2 separate regions of the Homo sapiens genome follow, and region 2 is linked to region 1. The links are chromatin loops, found by intact Hi-C in ENCODE. Cell type or tissue: ascending aorta. All regions are shown on one strand. Each heading gives the region's core, and the rest is flanking DNA. Links, peaks and the distances in the headings are about the cores only.

The links. A loop is a pair of places that touch in the nucleus more often than their neighbours do. Peaks named below come from ENCODE experiments on the same cell type or tissue, not always from the same donor. Only the 100,000 strongest peaks of a DNase experiment are listed, where the experiment ranks them.
Region 2: a loop joins it to region 1, with 2.0 times the contacts of the local background. A loop is called at or near these places in 10 of 110 quality-filtered maps.

The regions. Positions count from the first base shown.
Region 1 is chr15:67,858,266-67,874,520 of GRCh38, reverse strand. No RefSeq gene overlaps it. Among named protein-coding and RNA genes, the nearest start is that of RNU6-1, 26 kb to the right of the region's middle. RefSeq lists enhancers at 11,715-11,804, 14,154-14,243, 14,299-14,799. In ascending aorta, for the core only: a CTCF peak has its summit at 10,933 (motif pointing left); a DNase peak (open chromatin) is centred at 10,860; H3K4me3 peaks cover 1,037 bases; H3K27ac peaks cover 897 bases.
Region 2 is chr15:67,915,063-67,920,062 of GRCh38, reverse strand. No RefSeq gene overlaps it. Among named protein-coding and RNA genes, the nearest start is that of RNU6-1, 78 kb to the right of the region's middle. RefSeq lists an enhancer at 1,049-1,635. In ascending aorta, for the core only: a CTCF peak has its summit at 2,759; DNase peaks (open chromatin) are centred at 2,842, 4,182 and 4,932; H3K4me3 peaks cover 603 bases; H3K27ac peaks cover 4,899 bases.

The DNA of each region.
Region 1 (16,255 bases), core at 8,717-13,716:
AAAAGGAAAGGTAAAAAGAAAAAGAAATAAGAGCTTCAGTTGCTCTACATCCTCAGCTTGTATTGTCAAGATTTTAAAATTTGAGCATTTTGTGATGTTAATGGTATCTCATTGTGGTTTTAATATGCAATTCTCTATTGACTAATTATGTTGAGAATCTTTTTATGTGCTTATATCTTATTTGGCGAAGTAGCTTTAAATCTTTTGTTTTATATCTTATTTTTAAGTTAGTGTTTGTTTTATATCTTATTTGGTAAACAGCTCTAAATCTTTTGTTCAATTTTAAGTCAGTGTTTTTATTTATTATTGAGTTGGGAGGTTTCTGTATATATTCTGGATAGAATTTGGTATCACTGTCCAATCAAGAAATGGAAAACAGGTAAAGTTTAACATAAAGAAATAACAGGAGATTTGAGTAATGGGAAATCGACTCATAAGAGTTATAGAGAACTCTGATGAATGCAAGAATGGCAAATACAGGGAACAGCCGCTGCCAGCAGGATAGAGTGTCCAAGGAAGAACTCCAGACCCTGCTGGGGAGAGCACAGCATGGCATCCTGGGTGGTGGAGAAGACACTGAAGTGGCTCACAGTGTAATAGTGGAATCTTCCCTTTAGGGTACTAGGGGGTGTTGTCCACAGAGAAGTGCCATACCTTGAAACTTGCTGCAAATTCTTCAGGTGATGGGGTGCTGGGGGAAGCCGTTCATGGTCAGGTGCCTTGCCAGTGGCACACCACTTAGAGAAGATGCTGAGGGAAGCTTCTGTCAGCTGGGCACTGAAGGTTACCATGCACTGCCAGAACTGGGAGCTGGAGAAGCTGCCCTTTTCAGGAAAAGGGAAAGAGTAAGAGACAATTTCTTCCTCCTCCCATGCCTACTACTGGCTTAACATCATGTATCAAAGAAAAATATTTATTTAACCCACCTCCATTATCACAGAGCAGGTAAAGAAGGGTGAATTTGGAGCCAAGAAGCAATAAGTTGATGACTGTCACAAAACCCTTTATCATTTGTGTGTTTTGCAAATATTTTTTCTCAAGCTACAGTTTGTCTTTTCATTTTCTTGATGGTGCCTTTTGAAAAGCAGATGCTTTTAATTTTGATGATGCCAATTCATTCATTTTTCTTTTTTCATTCATGCTTTTTTAATCCTAAAATCTTTGCCTAACCTCAAATCATAAGATTTTCCCATGTTTTCTCCTTGAAGTTTTACAGTTTCAGCTTCCAGATTTAGGCTTATGATCCATTTCAAGTTTTGTGTGTATGCATTTTTAAAATTGGTAACATATACAATAAATTACAAAAATATGTGCATCTACTTTAATTTATAAATGGTATCAAGTTATCTCATTATGCTTCCTACCTTTGTCACTGAGGGCTGTTTTTAAGATTCATTCATGTTGCTATGTATACATCTGCTATGGTTTGAAAGTTTGTCCCCTCCAAAACTTATTTTGAAATTTAATTGCTATTGTAGCAGTATTAAGAGGTGGGACTTTTAAGAACTTGACAGCTTCCATCTCATGAGTGGGATTGGTGCTATTATAAAAGAGTGAGTTTAGGGGCTAGGCACAGTGGCTCATGCCTGTAATGCATGAGCATTACAGACAATCCAAAGTCTCAACACTCTGGGAGGCTGTGGCAGGAGAATTGCTTGAGCCCAAGAGTTCAAGTTTAGGGGCTAGGCACAGTGGCTCATGCCTATAATCTCAACACTCTGGGAGGCTGAGGTGGGAGAATTGCTTGAGCCCAAGAGTTCGAAACCAGCCTGAGGAACATTGTGAGACCCCATCTCTACAAAAAAAAAAAAAAAAAAAAAAAATTAGCTGGGTGTGGTGGTGTACACCTGTGGTCCCAGCTACTCGGGAGGCTGAGGTGGGAGGATCCCTTGAGCCTAGGAGTTCAAGACTGCAGTCAGCTATTATCATGCCACTGCACTCTAGCCTGGGTGACAGAACAAAACCTTGTCTCAAAAAAATAAAAATGAAAGATAAAGAGTGAATTTGGCCCTCTCTAACCCTCTCTTTGCTCTACTGCCATCTGATGCTTTCTGCCATCTTATGATACAGCAGCAAGAAGGCTCTTGCCAGATGCCGGCACCATGATCTTGAACTTCCCATCTCCAGAAATGTAAGAAATAAATCTTGGCTCATTGCAAATCATCCAATCTGTGGTATCTGTTACAGCAGCATAAAACAGACTAAAGCACTCTACTACATGCATCATTCACATTTCACCCATTTATTCCTCTCCAGATGGACAACTGCTTGTCTCCAATTGCCTGCTAGCAGAACTGACACAGCAGCCAATGTTCTAATCTGTATTCCCTGATGGACCTGTATGATTACTTATCCTGAGTGTATATACACCCAGGAGTAGATCTGCTGGGTCCCAGGCTGTGCATATATTTAATTTATCTAGTATATCTAATGTATCAGACTGCTCTCCAGAATGGTTGACAATCTGCATTCCCACCAGCAGCATGTGAAGGAAACTATATCTCCACTTACCTGCTAACACTTGACATTTTCCAACTTTCCAATTTTTGCCAGTCTTCTAGGTGTAAGGCTGATATTTCATTGTTGTTTAAAATTGAATTTCTTTGATTACTAATGATTTTAATTTTTAATAATTCCCTTAACTTGCCTGTTTGGGTTACCACTTTTATAAGTTTTCTCTTGATAAACTGTCCATTCTTCTATGGGATCTGCTACCTTTTCCTTGCCTTGCATTTAATTTGTTGTTCTTTTTCTAAGATGAAAGCTTGAATTATAATTTTAGAACTTTTTTCTAATATATGCATTCAATGTCATAAATATCCCTCTAAGCACTTTTACTGCATCCCTCAAATTTTGATAATTTGAGTTTTCATTTTCATTTAGTTGCAAATAGTTTTTGGTTTCTCTTGAGATTTCTTTTTCAGCCATATGTCATTTAGAAGTATGTTGTTTAGTCTCCAAGTATTTGGGGGATTTTCCAGCTATCTTTCTGTTTAATCCCATTGTAGTCTGAGAGCATACATTGTAATATTTCTGTTCCTTTAAATTAGGTAGGGTGCAGGTTGTGGCCCAGAATGTGGTCTACTTTGGTGAACGGTACATGTGAGGAATGTGTATTATGCTGTTTTGGATGAAGTAGTCTATAGATGTCAATTATATCCTGTTGATTGATGGTGCTGTTGAGTTCAACTATGTCCTTACTGATTTTCTGACTGCTGGATCAGTCCATTTTCAACAAAGGGGTATTGAAGTCTCCAACTAAAATAATGAATTCATCTATTTCTCCTTGCAGTTCTATCAGTTTTTGCCTCATGTATTTTGATGCTCTGTTGTTAGGGGCATACCCATTAAAGATTATGTCTTCCTGGAGAATCAACCCCTTTGTCATTATGTAATGCCCCTCCTATCCCTGTTTAATTTGCTTGCTCTGAAGTCTGCTCTGTCTGAATATACCTACTCCAGCTTTCTTTGATTAGTGTTAGCATGGTATATCTTTCTTATCCTTCTCCATCTCTTTACTTTTAGTCTATATGGATCTTTATATTTAAAGTGGGTATATTTTACACAACAATATAATTGAGTCTTTTTTTTTTCTGAGATAGGGTCTTGCTCTGTCACCCAGGCTAGAGTGCAGTGGCTCAATCACAGCTCACTGCAGCCTTGATCTCCTGGGCTCAAGAAATCCTCCTACCTCAGCCACTCAAATAGTTAGATCTACAGGCACACACCACCATGCCCATCTAATTTTTATTTACTTTGAGATGGAGTCTCATTCTGTCAACCAGGCTGGAGTGCACTGGCATGATCTCAGATCACTGTAACCTCCACCTCCCAGGCTCAAGCAATTCTCATACCTCACCCTCCCGAGTCCCTGGGATTACAGGCGCCCACCACTACACCTGGCTAATTTGGGTTTCACCATGTTGGTCAGGCTGGTCTCAAACTCCTGATCTCAAATGATTCACTCACCTCAGCCTACCAAAGTGCTGGGATTACAGGCGTGAGCCACTGCACCCAGCCCCAGCTAATTTTTAAATTTCTTGTAGGGACAGAGTGAGACCTTGTCTCAACAACAACAATACAATGACTTAAAAAACACACAGTATAACAACTATTTACATAGCATTTACGTTATATTAGATACTATAAGCAATCTAGAGATGATTTAAAGTATCCAGGACGTTGCGCACAAGTTTTGTGCAAATACTACGCCATTTTTAATAAGGAACTTGAGCAGTCCTGGATTTTGGTACCTGAGGGGGAGCGTAGAACCCATCCCCAATGGATATGGAGGGATGACAGTGACAGCAACAGGGGGCAGCCTAGGCAGACAGGGGCAGGTCCCCGGTGAAACCCCACCTAAAGCCAAAAACAGCCTGAAGGCTGAAAGATTGGACTGCTGGTCCTGGATGAAACTGCAACCCAGAATGAGAACTTCTGTTCTTTTTGCCTCCCTTTCCCAACTGATTCTTTCTGAATGCCTTTTAACCAATAGAATGTTGCTTTTTCCAATACTACCTGTGGCCTGCCCCTCCCCCATTCTGAGCTTGTAAAAAGCCCCGGACTTAGTCATATTATGGGGACTTTCCAGCCTTCGGGTAGGCGGACCACCCCTGCATCCCCTCTCTGCTGAAAGCTGTTTCATCACTCAATAAAATTCCCTGCCTTGCTCATTCTTTGACTGTCAGTGCATCCTCATTCTTCTTGGGCACAGGACAAGAACTCAGGAACAGGTGTGCAAGCCATACTCAGCATGGGTGGGCCAAGTGGGCAGGCCATCTCCTGCAACAGGTAGTGTGGTCAAGGGAGGCCTGGGTGGGGCATTGCCAGCCAGAGGTTCCTGGCTTGCAAAGTGACTGAGAATAAAAGCCTGTGTCAATGGTACTTGCATATTCTGTGTATTAATCCCTTATCATTTTTAGATTTACAGATATCTTCACCTATTCTGTCACCTATTGTCCATAGTATCCTCTTTTGTATGGAAATAGTTAATTTGGATGTCATCAAATTAATGCATTTTTTGCCTTTGGGTTTGTGCCTTTGAAGTTCTGTTTAATGAGTCCCTCTCCCAGCCCAAGTTTCAAAGATAGTCCCTTATATTTTCTTCTATTAACTTTGGTTTTATTTCTCACCTTAAAGTTTTACATCACTTAGTGTTTTACATCACACAGCAACAATCATCAACACAGAACCTCCTGTGACCAGATGTGTGTGGGTTTCCCCCACCACCAAGCAGCAGACACCTGGCTGGTGTCTTCCAATTCATATCTGATACTATCTACCTGGAGATAGTGTCAGATCCCACAGGTTGAGGGCTCAGTTCCCAAGACTTCTCCCTCCTTCCCCGCAGCCACAACTCTAGGCCTCAGAACTTCGGACCAACTGACTTCAAGTTGGGGTTCCCACGCCCGTCTCTTTAGGCTTGATTAATTTGCTAGAGCAGCTCACGGAACTCAGGGAAACACATTTACCAGTTTACTAAGGAGGATATTTTAAAGGATACAAATAAACAGCCAGATGAAGAGACCTCTAGCGAGTTCTGGAAGGGTCTCCAGCACAGGAGCTTCTGTCCCCATGGAGTTGGGATACACCACCCTCCAGGCCCATGAATGCGTTCTTCCTGTCAGCCTGCATGTGTTCAGCTATCTGGATCTCTCTGAACCCAGTCCTCTTGGATTTTTATGGAAACATTCTTGCCCCTCAGGGTATGAGGTGGAATCCGCTCAGGGAGGGTCTTAAGACCCACAATCAGAAAAGTGGGGATAGATTAGATGTCTGCCTTGGGGCAGGTGAAAGGAGGGCAGAAGAGAGATTGTGTTTCCTGAGGCCTCACACACTGAACATTCTAACAAGACTGTAACAAGGGCTATGGGAGTTAGGAGCCAATATATGGACGAAAACCAATATATATATCAGAACACCACACAGCATATACCTTTCCCTTTGGTGTAAGGCAGGGATTCTAGATTTTCCCCCCACATAGCGAACGGGTTTAATCTGCTTTCTTCATTGATTTGTGATGTCTCCCACCTGTATGCTAATGGTCTGACTTTCAGTTTTCTATTCCATTCCATGGTCTATTGGTCTGTTTTGGTGCCAAAACAATGTTGTTTGATTTGGTTTGGTTTGACATAGCTTTGTAGTGTGCTTAATATCTGGTAGGACAAATTCTAGCTCTTTATTTTTTTAAGGTTGACTTAGTCCTGTTTGTCCACACAAATTTGAGAGTGAGTTTATCAAGTTCCTGGAAAATAGAGCTAGAATTTTTATTGGGATTCCATTGAACTTATAGATTAACTCATAAAGATCTGATTCCTATATAATATTCAATCATTTCATCCAAGAACATAAAATTTCTCTCCATTTAGTCAGGTTATTTTCTACATCCTTAATTAGCATTTTCATGTTTTCTCCATAGATATTTTTAATTAAGTACATTACTAGATTTTTTTATACTTTGTCGTTGCTGTTGTGAATAGATGTTGTTTGTGGTGAAGACAAATGTTAAGGATTTATTTTTGGTCAATCTTCTATCTACTAAATGACTGAATTATCTTAATTTTAAAAGTCTATGCTGATTCTCTTTGCTTTTCAAGACAAATGAAAATATCTTCACATAGTGACAATTTTATTTCTTCTCATCCTGTATGTCTTACATTTTTCTTCATTCATAGCTTTGTCTGGAACTTCTATTATTATATAGTAAATGATAGCAGTACAGTTGGATGCCTTATTTTGTTCCAGATGTTAAAGTGAATGCTCCTAGTTTCTTCATTAAGTGTAGTGTTTGCTTTAAGTTTTTGCTATATAACCAGTTTTTTCTGAGACAGGGTCGTGCTGTGTCTCCCAGGCTGGAGTGAAGTGGTGTAATCATGGCTCACTGCAGCCTCGACCTCTGAGGCTCAAGCCATCCTCCCACCTCAGCCTCCCAAGTAGTTAGGACTATAGGCATGTGCCACCACCCCTGGCTAATTATTGTATTTTTGGTAGAAATGGGGTCTCACTATGTTGTCCAAGCTAGTCTCGAACTCCTGGGCTCAAGCAATCCTCCTGCCTTGGCCTCCCACAGTGCTGGGACTACAAGTGTTAGCCACTGCACCTGGCCCTATATAACCTTTATCAAATTAAACACACCTTTCCTATTTCCAGTTTGCTAAGTTTTTTTTTTTTTTCATTTTCATAAGTTCAAGGAAGTCATATGCTGAGTTATTCATAAATAAAAAATAGGTGAAAAACTTTATCAATATGCTGCTTTTTCTTCACCATTTGAGATACTCATGTGATTTTTTTCATGTGATTTTTGTCCTTTATTAAAGTGGGGTGATTTTCAATGTTGAGCTGGAATTCCTGGGATAAACCTACTTTCAAAAAACATATAACTAGATTAGTTGCTATTTTATTTAAGATTCTTTTTTTTTTTTTAACAGAGTCTCGCTCTGTTGCCCAGGCTGGAGTGCAATGGAGCAATCTCGGCTCACTACAACCTCTGCCTCCCAGGCTCAAGCGTTTCTCCTGCCTCAGCCTCCTAAGTAGCTAATATTACAGGTGCATGCCACCATGCCCAGCTAATTTTTTGTATTTTTAGTAGAGACGGGGTTTCACCATGTTGGCCAGGCTGGTCTTGAACTCCCGACCTCAAGTGATCTGCCTGCCTTGGCCTCCCAGAGTGCTGGGATTATAGGTGTAAGCCACCGTGTCTGGCCAGGATTTTTATACATGCATTCATAGGTGAAATGAACTTAATACATTTATTTATTGCTTTGTCCTTACTGATTTTGGAATCAAGATTATATTGGTTTCATAAAATGATCTGGGCAACTTTGGTCTTTTCTAACTTTCTGGAACAACTTATATAAGATAGAAATTAACTGATCCTTGAAAGTTCGGTACAACTCCAGAAACCCACAAGTTTTTCATTACCATGAATCCCTCCAGCTCCCCAAAAATAGTTTTCTACTGTTGACCACATTTTGAAAGATTTGGTTTAAATTAATATGTATGACTTTTTCTTTCCCCAGGTGACTGCGTGCTGTAGAGAAAGTACCCACAGCTCTGCAGAATGGTGCCATGACAAACTCAAAGTCATCACCCTCAACTGGACAGTCAACTCTTTTATTGTCCTCAAGTTAAAGGGTCGCACCTCTCTCCTCAAGTCCCCTTCTCAGGCTCACCTATTACCTTTGGATAGATGACCCAACCTCCTACTTGACTGAGAAAAGGTAGCCACTAGGGACTAGCCTCTTGAATCCACCTACCTCCTTACAATGATTCTGTCTACACCCAATCATACCTCTTTCCATCAGTCTCCAAACACAAGGTGTCCCTTCTTAAATCCAAGACAATCTCTGTAAACCTGCTCCAAATCCCCTCCCTTTCTCCCATGGACTTTGCCTGTTTTGACATCCCCTCTCTGTCCCGAAGTTTAAACTCTACCTCGCTATGGGGCTTGGGGGGCTCATTTTCCTCGGTTCAGCAACAGACTCAAATCTCACCCATCCCAAAATAAAATCCCTCCTTTGTGTGCTGTGGGGCAGACATTCTCACGCACTGCAGGTGGGAATGTAAATTGGCAAGATCTTTCTGGGAAGCAATTTGGTAACCTGAGTCAAAAGCCTGAAAAATATTTGCACCCTTTGTCCCAGTAATCCTACCTCTAAAAAATTCATCTAAGGAAATAATCAGAAATGCTGACAAAGGTAGATGTTTAAAGATGTTAATCTCTCTGTTATTTTAACAGCAAAAATTGGAAACAATCTAAAGGCTTAACAATAGGGGATAACTTAAATAAATTGTACTTAAATGTAATAAAATACTGTACTATCACTAAAAATACAATTTTAAAAAGCATAATTGAATGGGAAACTGTTCATGAAGCAATGTTGGCTGTGAAGACGGCAGCACAGAAACAGTAGATACAGTCTGGTGCTGATTTTGTTACATATAAAAATAGCTAACACTTCTGGAATGTTAACTATTATATACGTTCTCTCACTCAATCCTCACAACATTCCTGTACAGTTAATACCGTTATTCACATTTTGTAGAGAAAGAAACCAACCAGAAAGAAAAATACCAATATTTGGCAGGGGGTACTGATGAATTTTATTTTCTTCATTCTCTTTATTTTCCCATTTTTATTTATTTTTATTTTTTATTTTGTAGAGATGGAGTTTTGACATGTTGCCCAGGCTGGTTTCAAACTCCCGGGCTCAAGGGATCCTCCCACCTCGGCCTCCGAAAGTGCTAGGATTACAGGCATGAGCCACTGCATCCAGCCTGTATTTTCCAATTATTTAAAGAGGAATTATTATTATTATCATTTTGTCAAACAGAAGTCCTGAATCATTGCTCCTCTTTCTGATTTATATATGCTAGTAGTGAATATTTTGGACAATACAGAGAAAATGCAATTTCCATTACTGCTACTCCAACTGCCACAGACAGCCACTGTGGACAGTTTGGCTTTTGTATTTCTATTTGCCTCTAAAATGTGTATGTAGACATATGCACTTTAAAAAGCAAACACGCCGGGCGCAGTGGCTCACACCTGTAATCCCAGCACTTTGGAAGGCCGAGGTGGTGGATCGCTTGAGGCTGGGAGTTCGAGAGCAGCCTGGCCAACATGGTGAAACCTCCTCTCTACTAAAAATACAAAAATTAGCCAGGCGTGGTGGTGTGCGCCTGTAATCCCAGCTACTCAGGAGGCTGAGGCAAGAGAATCACTTGAACCTGGGAGGCGGACGTTGCGGTGAGCCAAGATCGCATCACTGCACTCCAGCCTGAGCAACAGAGTGAGACTGTGTCTCAAACAAAAACAAAACAAAAACAACAAAAAAAGATCATGGAAACGTGGCTGTACATAGAACTCTACAATTTGGGCCGGGTGCGGTGGCTCACGCCTGTAATCCCAGCACTTTGGGAGGCCGAAGCGGGTGGATCACGAGGTCAGGAGTCCGAGACCAGCCTGATCAACATGGTGAAACCCCGTCTCGACTAAAAATACAAAAGTTAGCCAGGCGTGGTGGCGGGCGCCTGTAGTCCCAGCTACTCGGGAGGCTGAGGCAAGAGAATTGCTTGAACCCGGGAGGTGGAGGTTGCAGTGACACAAGATCGCGCCACTGCACTCCAGCCTGGGTGACAGAGCGAGACTCCGTGTCAATAAATAAATACATACATAAATAACAACAACAACAAAAAAGAACTCTACAATTTGAGTCCAAAAGTGGCTGCATTTTGATGTCCAGGGGTCGCCGTCCTGCGGGAAGAGGATGTGCAGCGCCCGTTTCTGCTGAAGGGACCAGTTTACTTACGCCAGGCAGACAGCCATCTCTGTGCTGCCCCACCCCAAGAGCTCCAAGTCTGGGCCTAGGAGAACTGAGTTCCTGTCCTAATTCTGCCATTTACTAGCTCTCCTAATCAACTTTTTTCTTTGGGAGCCCGTTTGCCCACTTTCAGACGGGGCAACAGTTCTTGTCTTGCCCACTTTAAGGGAACACTGTGACGTTCCAAGGGGCTGACGGGTGTGACTGGTTAAATCCCGCACCCAAGACAGTGGTCTTGGGACTCCTGTCCCTCCTCCCCATTTCCCGCTGCCTCAGGAATCCTTCGACCTGGCTTAAGGAGAAGAGAGGCCAGCGGCCGCGGGAGGGGCAGGGACCTTGTGCCCTGCACAGCACTAGAGACCAGAAGCTCCAGGCTGGCTTTCCAGCCTTCCCGCCCACTCAAGAGTCCTGCGGCGCGCCCTGCATAGTGGAAGGACTCGCCGCGTGCGGACGCGTAAGGGAGGCCCCTGGAGTGCAGCGGTGGAAGAGGGGAAACGCCGGGACTCTGGAAAGCAGGCTGCGTGGCGTCTACTTCCAACGCACGTTTTAAAGGCACTGCGGGCGCGAGCCGGCGCAGAGGCTGGGGCCCTCCTCCGCGGAGCCGCCGCCCTCTGGTGGCGGCGTGCGAAAGTTACAGCAGTTCGCTCTGCCCCGGCTCCCCGCGCAGGGGTTGAGGGACTGGGTTGCCACTCACACATATTCTAAGCCAGGGGCCCTTAGGGAGCTCCCAATTGAGACCTGAAACCGGCCCGAAGGGGAAGCCTGACATGGGGAAGCCAGGACTGGGACCTGGGACTCCGGCTGCGCCCCCGATTGACGCTTACAATAGCACAATTATGGTCATTGTGAACGCCAAAAGCCCCAGACAGTTAAGATTTCATTCAGGCCATTGCAATAGGGAGAACGTTCATTAATGAGGAGCATCTCAAAGGGGACTGGGGTTTTAGAGAGGCAGGTAAACAATGGAGTCATCAGCGAATCTTAGGGAATAGTAAGAAAGGATGGAGATCCGTATTTCCTTGGGATGCGAGCTTAAGGTGGTCCTTTGTGGCTTAGCTCTTTCCTTGGAACTTAAAGAGGTTGGAGAACTTTATCGTCGCTGCCTTCTGGAGGCACAGGGCTCAGATAAAGGTCAACATTGTCATAGTAAATGGTGCATGATGCAGGACAGCCATTTAAGAGGTGAGGGAAGTGAGACCCAGACCACCCAACTGAAATTTTGTGGCTGAAGCAAGATTCCAACCTGCAGACACCAAGACAGCAAAAAGTCCCCAACATGAAGTGCAGAGTTCCCTTGGAGAGTAAGATCAGAAGCTCAGGATGAGTTCCGCCAACAGCGGAAATGACGTCCTCCAAGACATGGAATCAACCTACGTCTCCATCAACAGATGATTGGATAAATAAAATATGATCTGTATACCCAATGGAATCGTGTTCAGACACAAAAATGAATGAAATTGTGTCTTCTGCAGCAGCATGGATGGAACTGGAGGTTGTTAGGTGAAAAAAGTCAGACACAGAAAGACAAATACTCATGTTCTCACTCATAAGTGGGAACTAAATAATGTATACATATGGGTGTGAGTATGAATGATAGTGGACGCAGAGAAGGGGATGTGGGGATGGATGATGAGAATTCACTTAATGGGTACAATGTATGTTATTTGGGTGATGGATACCCTGAAAGCCTGACATCACCACTACGAATTCTGTGCATGTAACAAAATTATACTTGTATCCCATAAATTTATACCAATCCAAAAATAAATAAATAGAAAGAAATTACCTGCTCCACAGCTTCTGGTTTGATAGAACGTATTGGAGAAGCATTGGGATTACCCAGATTACCCCAGGTATAGGGGAAGGGGGCTATGAAGTTACAGTGAAGACCCCCTAGTCAAGCCTCAGGAAGGGCCAGAAACAAGGCAGGTCTGGGATTCACCTGCTGTGTCTGTCTCTCTTTCAGCCAGTCAGTCGGTCAATCTCTGTCTCCAGGATACCCACTGTTATCTCTTCCACCAATCTCCATTCCCCCAACTTCAACTGACATCTGGCCTCCTACAACTACCCTGGTCCCTGAATCTACTCAACCTTCCAGTCACAGAGTTCACTTTTTTTTTTTTTTTTTTTTGAGATAGAGTCTCACTCTGTTCCCCAGGCTGGAGTGCAGTGGCACAATCTCGGCTCACTGCAACCTCCACCTCCCGGGTTCAAGCAATTCTCCTGCCTCAGTCTCCCGAGTAGCTGGGACTACAGGCACATGCCTCCACACCTTGCTGGTTTTTGTATTTTTAGTAAAGATAGGTTTTCACCATATTGGCCAGGCTGGTCTTGAACTCCTGACCTCAAGTGATCCACCTGCCTCGGCCTCCCAAAGTGCTGAGATTACAGGTGTGAGCTACCACACCCAGCCACAGAGCCCACTTGTAACTGCAGCTTCCTACTGTATCTTTTAAGATCCCTCTCGAACAAGTTCATGCCTTCATGCCAGGGCATGAGTCAGCGGCTGCAGCCAGCCTATTCTCTCCCTGGCCTCTGGGTCCTGGGTTGTGTGGGGTGGGATGAGTGGGCTTTCATAATCTGCTTTTCACAGGGGATAGGGGCAGGACAGCTGCCCCTAGAAGCGTCAGGAGCGGCTGCATCAAGGCAGTCCAAGGCTAAATTTTGGAAGGCAAGACTAGACATGTCATCATTTCCAAGCACTTAAGCCCACTCATGGGTCCTGAGCTTCTTCTTCAGGAGGGTGTAGACTGAAGAGGGTGATCTGAATGGCTAGAGAAGAAGCAGCTAGAGTGACAAGCCTGCATAGCAGCCCCAGAAGTGTCCCTGGCCTGGCCCATGGACCCAGTTGTCCAGCCTCCTTGTCAACCATCTTCTTTCTCAGCATACGTGTTCATGCCCTAGGCCAACAGCAGGCAGACTACAGGCTGCAAAGCTAAATCTGGTCCCTCACCACTGGTTTCTGCTTGGTCTGAGAGCTAAGAATGGCTTTAATGTTCTTAAAAAAGTTGAAAGAAGAGTAATATATTGGCCAGGCATTGTGGCCCACGCCTGTAATCCTAGCACTTTGGGAGGCCGAGGCGGGTGGATCACCTGAGGTCAGTAGTTCCAGACCAGCCTGGCCAACATGGCAAAACCCTGTCTCTACTAAAAATACAAAAATTAGCTAGGTGTGGTGGTGTGTGCCTGTCATTCCAGCTATTCAGGAGGCTGAGGCAGGAGAATCACTTGAACTCAGGAGGCAGAGGTTGCAGTAAGCTGAGATTGCGCCACTGCACTCCAGCCTGGGCAACAGAGCAAGACTCCGTCTCAAAAAAGAAAAAAGAGAGAGTAATACATCAGGACACATGAAAACTGTATGAAATTCAAATTTCAATGTTTATAAGTAAAGTTTTATTGGAACACAGCTATGCTCATGTATTTATGTGCTGTCTGTGGCTGTTTTCACACTGCAGTGGTAGAGTTGAATGGTTTCAACAGAGACTGCAAAGTCTACAATATTCACTGTCTGGACCTTAACAGAAACAGTTTTTGGACCCTTGGGCAGTCCTTGCTTGATGCCTCTAGCTATAGATCCTTGCTGGGCCTGGGGCCTGCTCCAAGAGGCCAGTTGTCAATCCAGATGGCTTTTCTCCAGGGAAAGGAGACACCGGCAGTAATGATGTGAAAGGCTGACCCACTGAGCCGTGACACTTCTCACGGGAAATGAGTCAGTTGGCTTCCTGATCTATAGGTGAGCCTCTCTTAGTTTAAATGTCCCTCTCCTGAGTCTGACCAACTCAGGGGCTGTGTCAGCAAGGATCTTTGGTTACAGGTGACAGAAACCCAATTTGGACAATCTAAAGGAAACAAGAAATGTGTTAAGAAGGCCCTGGCATGTGTCCCGGGACCCATGCTGAGCATGCAGCGGGACCTCAGAGGTGTGTTGAGTCCTTGCTCAGACAGCCTGGTCTGCCCACTCTCACGGTGCCCCCTGCACACCCACTGCTAAGGCCTTCTGCAGGCTGCACCTCTCACCGTCAGGCCCTGGAGAGAGACCATCTGACCCATGTTCAAACATCTTGGAAAAAGGAGGCTCTGGTTGGCATGTTCAGGTACCCACCCCTAGCAGTGACCTGTGCCCACCTTCCCACTGAACAAAACGACTTCTGGTAACCAGGGCAGCGGCAGAAGCGGGGACAGTGGAGGCAGGTGAGCCGCAGAGCTGAAATGAGTGTGCTGATGGTGTCTCTCAGGGGTTTCTTTCCCCTCTGTGCTCAAGCCCTTCTGCCCTCAATGCCCTTTTCCCAACCCTCACCCCTTTACCAGCCTGGCTCTTCCTGTCCTTTAAGACTCAAGCAGGTTGCCGCCACCTCCTGGAAGCACCTCCTCACCCTCCCTACCCCTGCCAAGGCCCCTCCTTTGGCCGACTCCCGTCCCTGGCTGTTCACCCTGGCTCCTGAGTTACTTGAAGACTCAGATCACGTTTTATCCTCAGGGCCTGGAACACAGAGGAGGCTCAGTGAATGTTTCACGGATGAATTGATTCTGAGGGCTTGGATCCAGTAGTGGGGACAATTTCTTCAGGAGGAGATCCCAGGACTTCCTCTCCAACATTTCTCACATGACACACAGTAGCAGGGGGGTTAAGAGCCCATGTCTCAGTCTGGGTTCCACCACATACTAGTTGGGCAAGTCACTTAAGTTTCCTAACCTTAGTTTCCTCATCTGTAAAATGGGCATACCATTTTTTTTTTTTTTTTTTGAGACAGGGTCTCACTCTGTCACCCAGGCTGGAGTGCAGTGGTGGGATCACAGCTCACATCAATCTTGACCTCCTGGGCTCAAAGGATCCTCCTGCCTCAGGCTCCCCAGCAGCTGCAATTACACGAGTGCATGCCACCATGCCCAGTTAATTTTTTTTATTTTTTGTAGAGACAAGGTCTGACCAGGTTGCCAGGCTGGTCTCAAGCAATCCTCCCATCCCAGCCTCCCAAAGTCCTGGGATTATAGGCGTGAGCCACCGCACCTAGCCAATGGAAATACCATCTACCAGTATCTACTTCAAAGGGCTGTTGTAAGGGTTAAATGAGATACTGCTTGACACAATTCCTGGGACATTACAAGTACTGATTTATTATTATTATTACTATTAATCATCATATGTTCCCTCACTTTCCAGCAGCACTCCCACTGACCCCAGTGACATGCAGAGACCAGGAAGCCCCTCCCAGCCCTTCAAGAACCATAAAACAATTACTCCCCATCTCTACTAAAAATACAAAAAAAATTAGCCGGGCGTGGTGGCAGGTGCCTGTGGTCCCAGCTACCTGGGAGGCTGAGTCAGGAGAATGGTGTGAACCCAGGAGGCAGAGGTTGCAGTGAGCCAAGGTCACGCCACTGCACTCCAGCCTGGGTGACAGAGTGAGACTCTGTCTCAAAAAAAAAAAAAAAAAAATTACTAATCCCTCAATAAAACAGAGGCTTAGAGTTTAGCTTCACTGGATTTCTCTACCAAGGTAGCATCAGCCTGTTTTTAAATTTTTGGAAAATATAATAAAGAAAAATGTTAAACAATTCAACACATTTTATCTTTTCGAGTGTTTTTTTCTTAATATTAAATGTAGTTCTAACTACACTATATCTGCATATGTACATTCTACTGTCCATCAGTATCATTAAATCATGGCTGTTACATTGTCATAGATAGTGTCGAATACATCGTTTCTCAACTTTTCAGGAAAGGAATGTTAAAGGATAATTTCAAAAAAGATTATGATTCTCATGCAGATTTAAAATATACATGTGTTCTGGATTTTATTTAACTCATTATTAATGAGGGACCCAGTAGGAGCCTACAACCAGTTCAAAAGAGAATGCAAAGAACAGACACACATATAGATCAGGAAGATTGAAATGCATATGCAAATGGAGACAAAACTGGCTTCTTCCAC
Region 2 (5,000 bases), core at 1-5,000, 54 kb before region 1:
GATAGTGGAGAAAGAAAGTTTTAGGATAAGAGATAAGCCCAGGCCCAGGGAATCCCAGTCTACACTGGAGTGGCAGTCTGGAAGGCTGTAGGAGGGCCTCCTCCAGCAAAACAGTAGCACTGGAAAAAAGAGGTGTTAAACCATGTAGAAAATTCTGAGAGAGGCTGTTGAAAGTCAAATACACCATGCAAATGAAAAAAAAAAAAAAAGAATGAAATAGTTAACTCCAGGTAAAAACAAAGGCCGTATGAGAAAGGAGATGGTATATTGTTTGGCTCAACAGAGAACAGTATTTACCTAGTCATAATATAAACATTGAATATTAATGTAACTGATAATTACAATATAACTCTATTAGGATGAGTTGGGAGGGTAAACAACTGCAGAGAGGAGAGCTGTTTAAGAAAGGTAAATTCTTGGGGGCCAGGCACAATGGCTCATGCCTATAATTCTAGCACTTCAGGAGATAGAGGCAGGAGAATTGCTTGAGCCCAAGAGTTTGAGATCAGCCTGGGAAATATGGTGAAACCCTATCTCTACAAAAACAAATACAAAAAATTAGCCAGGCGTGGTGGTGCACACCTGTAGTCCCAGCTACTCGGGAGGCTGAGGTAGGAGGATCACCTGAGCCCAGGATGTTGAAGCCACAGTGAGCCATTATTGTGCCACTGCACTCCAGGCAGTCAGTAATGATTGTCACCCAGCTGGGTGACAGAGTGAGACCCTGTCTCAAAAAATAAAAATAGAAATGAAGAAAAAGAAATTTTTATTGACCACAATAGAAAATTAATTAAAATTTATAAATTAAGAAACAGAAATTTAAGAATTTACAACAGATATCAGTAAACTACATCCCACAGTGATTAGCAACAGGAAGCAGACAAATCCTAGTCAGACAGAGGTGGGTCCCCAGTGAAACCTGACCTTCAAGCCAAAGACTGTTTGAACCCTAGCTACAAGTCCTGGGTAAATCCTTGGACCAGATTGAGAACCTCTCTTCCCATTTGGTGTGCTTTCCCCTGATTGATCCCTACCCTTCACCTATTTTACATGTATCTACCCTTCCTCAATTGGGATTTTACACCGTCATGCCCACCTTTGAGTGGTACCTTCGTTTTAGGCTTTCTTGCGTACTCACAAACCAATCAGCATGCACTCTCCCATTCTGGGCCCATAAAAGCCTCAGACCCAGCCACATTGATTGAAAGACCACCTGATTTCAAGTGGGGGACCAACCTTGTGTCCCTGCTCTGCTGAGAGCTGTTTTCATTGCTCAATAAAATTCTTCTCTGCCCTCCTCACCCTTTGTCAGCATAACCTCATTATTCTTGGATGTGAAACAAGAACTCAGGACCCACTGAATGCAGGTACAAAGAAGGCTGTAACACTGTGGCCTTCTGCCCTCTGCCAGCAGAAGGCAGCTGCCCTAAACAATAGGAAGCAGCAGCAAGGCCGAGCCACGGGCTGGAGCGGGTCAACGGGGCTGACAGAGCTGTTAACACACTGCCATCCATTGGGCCACGGAAAATGGGACTAAAAGAGCTAATTAGCACACTGTAACACACCCTCTGGGCTTCAGGGTCCAGGGCACCGCTGCTTGGGTGCCACCACATTCCCCTCGTCTGGACACCAGAGTCTACCACAGGAGTCGCTTGTGACACACCTGGTTCAGCCACAAGCCCTGCATGGATCCCACTCCTGTGCCGGCTCTTAGAACAGCTGGCTGGACCCTGCTGTCACTGGCTCACACATCCCCTCCTGCCAGCACAGTCACAGCAGACACAGCACCCACACTGGAGTGCAAGCCAGGCATAGCCCAGCAGTAGATGGGGCCTCTCCTGTGGTGAACCCAGGCCCGAGCAAGGCCTGGGCCAGGGGTATTGCTGGCTGGAGGTCTCTGGCTGGCAAAGTGACCGAGAAAAATCCCGCATCAACAGGTCAAATCTGTTTTTGCTTTAAAAATCTGTTTTTGTAAATAAGGTTGTATTGGAAGATGGCCATGTCCATTTATGTATATATTGCCTGACTGCTTTCTAGATATAAGGCAGTTGAGAAATTGCAACAAAGATTGTATGGCTCACAAAGCTGAAAATATTTACTATCTAGGTTTAGAATGAAAAAAGAAAAATAGCTCAGACTGCTGTAAGCTATGAGAGGTATGCAAAATTTACTTGGCTCAGAGAGACCTGGGACTTCAGTCAGGCCCCTACTCTCATCCCTCACCCCCACCTCTGCATCCCGCCCATGCCCTGGGGGCAATTGTTTAAAGGCATTTTGTTCCTGACTAGCTGGCCTCACCCATTATCTTCATGTTCCTAGAATTTGTGATACAAAGAACAATGTATAACCAATTAATAGCTTATGTTACTTTAATGTAAATTCTTGTTAAACAACTTAGGAACTGCCTCTTCTTTTTTTCCCTTTAAAAACCCATTTGTAGGTGCTGCTAATTAGAATGTATATTCAGGGCAACTTGAATCCATGTTCCTGGGTGGCCATCCTCAAGCTTTGGGCTCAAATGAACTCTATATTTAATCATACTTTCTGAATATTATTTAAGGTTGACAAGAATAAGGGAGATAAATATATACAGAACTAACCAAAGGAGTTAAAAGTGTTTGTTCTGGGCTGCTGTCTTTTGTCTCTGAATATGAGTTGGCTTTTTAAATTACGTGCGTTACTACCTCTGATAAAAAATAAGAAATTCTTATTAAGGAGTTGTCCTGATTCCCCTGGAGGGACACAGGGGGAAGCACTGGTCTGACATCAGGGTTCATGCCTGAGCCTTGCCCTGCTGTCTGCTGCTCTTTGCCAGCTGTCACCATCCCATCTGAATGGGGCTGAGTGACTCAGAGCTGCCTGGCCAGGGTTTTATGGGAACTGGACATAGGATTTTAGATACCTAAATTGGGAGGAACCACTCTGGGGCAGCCTCCTGTTTCAAGCCATCATTTGGTAGTGCCAGTATCATAAATGAGTGGCCGTATATAGCGCAGGGGTTTAAGTGGTGAATGAGCTCTACTGTTAGACTACCTAGCTTCATAAAACCCAGGCTCTCCCTCTAATTAACTAGGACCTGGGCAAGATATTTAATTTCTCTGTGCCTCAGTTTGTCATGGATAAATGGGACTTACAGTGCCTCCTTATAGGACTGTAGCGAGCTTAATTCAACTAACACATATAAAAACACTTATCACAGTGGCAGGCACATATAAGCCTAATGAATGTTAGCTTTTATTCTCATTTTCACAGATGACGTAAGTGAGGTAAGTGAGGTTCAGAGAGGGAAAGTAGCATGCACAATGTCAAACAGCCAACTGGAGACAGAGCTAGGCCTAGTGCCTGGGACTTTTCTGTCTCTCTGCAATACTCTTTCTCCTTGTACCACCCCAAGTTGCTTAGATATACATAAAGCATCTCTGGAGAGATACACAGAAAAATGAACAGTAGTGGTTACCTGTGGGCAGATAGAGACCAGAAGAATTGTGGAAGAGTAGAAGAGAAGACATCTTTTCACTGGAATTTAAAATTTTCAAGCCACATGACTGTATTATTAACACCAAATAAGGAGACAAATAGATGGATTAATTAAATAAATGGGATTGACTGGGTACAGTGGTCCACACCTGTAATCCTAGCACTTTGAGAGGCCAAGACAGGAGGATCACTTGAGCTTAGGAGCTCAAGACCAGCCTGAGAAACATAGTGAGATCTCATCTTTTTTTTTTTTTTTTTTTTTTTTCAAAAAAGGTAAATAAATGGGACTAATAATGCCTTTCTCATGGTGGAGAACAAATGAGATAACAGAAGTGAAAAGACTTCTACACTAAGTGACAACCAGATGTGAAGGGTTATGACTAGTAATTATGGTGCTTTTTAGTAAAAGCAAACTTTGCTCTGGGTTTATGGAACAAACTGTAAGAAAGGACATAAATTTCAGGCTGTTCATTAGCCAAGTTCTCCTCTTTGAGATGAAGTAGGTTTCCTTGGCCACAGGTGAAGCCATCTTGTACTGCAATGGAAATTTCCATCTTGGCATCCACAAATGAGAGCTTCCCTTCCCCCACACATACTGGCTCTCCTGAGCCCAACACATTGCATCCAGGCCGTCAGTTGGAGAACTCTTCTGGAAAACATGATTAAGGCTGCACAAACTGGGGGGTTTATTGGGTATGACAGTGAGGGCCACGGTTTGTTTTTCAAGGGAGGGAGCTAAGTCCCAGAAATAGCTGAGCTCGAGATGGCAGGCGGCTGGCAAAGGCAGGAGGCTCCAGGGCAACGCTCCCAGGCCATGTTGACTTAGGACCGGCTGCCTGAGCATTGTAAACAATTGCAGAAATGATTTCCTACCCTGGCAGAAGTCTTGTTTGGACAAGGGATCCCCCCTCCTTCTTTAAAAGGCAGTTTTATCATTTGTTTGCAAAAATGTTCAATCCCCTCTTTCTTTTCTTGTTCCCTCTGTGGCTCTGGTCTCCCCCAGAGCCAGATGAAAAATCTTTGTGTTTCTTTAATGTTAACCAAACCCCCACTCCTTTTTTAAACTGTTCCAGGTCTGCTGGACAAATACTTCCCAGCAACAGGACTAACAAGCGTCTGTTAAGGATTTTGTTAGGCTGTAGTCTTTAGCTGAAGTGACTTAATTTTTTTTTTCTCCTTGCTTATTACATTTTTAACTCCTAACACAATAAAATCTGCACACACAAGGATTGGGAGAGCCATAAAAATGAAACTCATAATGTCTTGGCCTGAACTAGCGAATGCTCCATCTAGACACTGATGTAACAGATTTGGTCTCACCCATCCTCCCAAGATGTCAGACTAGGAAATAAAACTAGTTGTAAGGGAGTAAGCTTAAAACAGAATTGTGAGCTCTGTCAGGCTGCTGGCTGGGGTGGGGCTTCTGAGAGGCTGGGGGATGGGCTGCACATTCTGAAAAGCAGCCAGAACACTGAGCAGCTCAGAAAGAAGGAATACTCTGTTCTTGACCACCCAGGGACAAG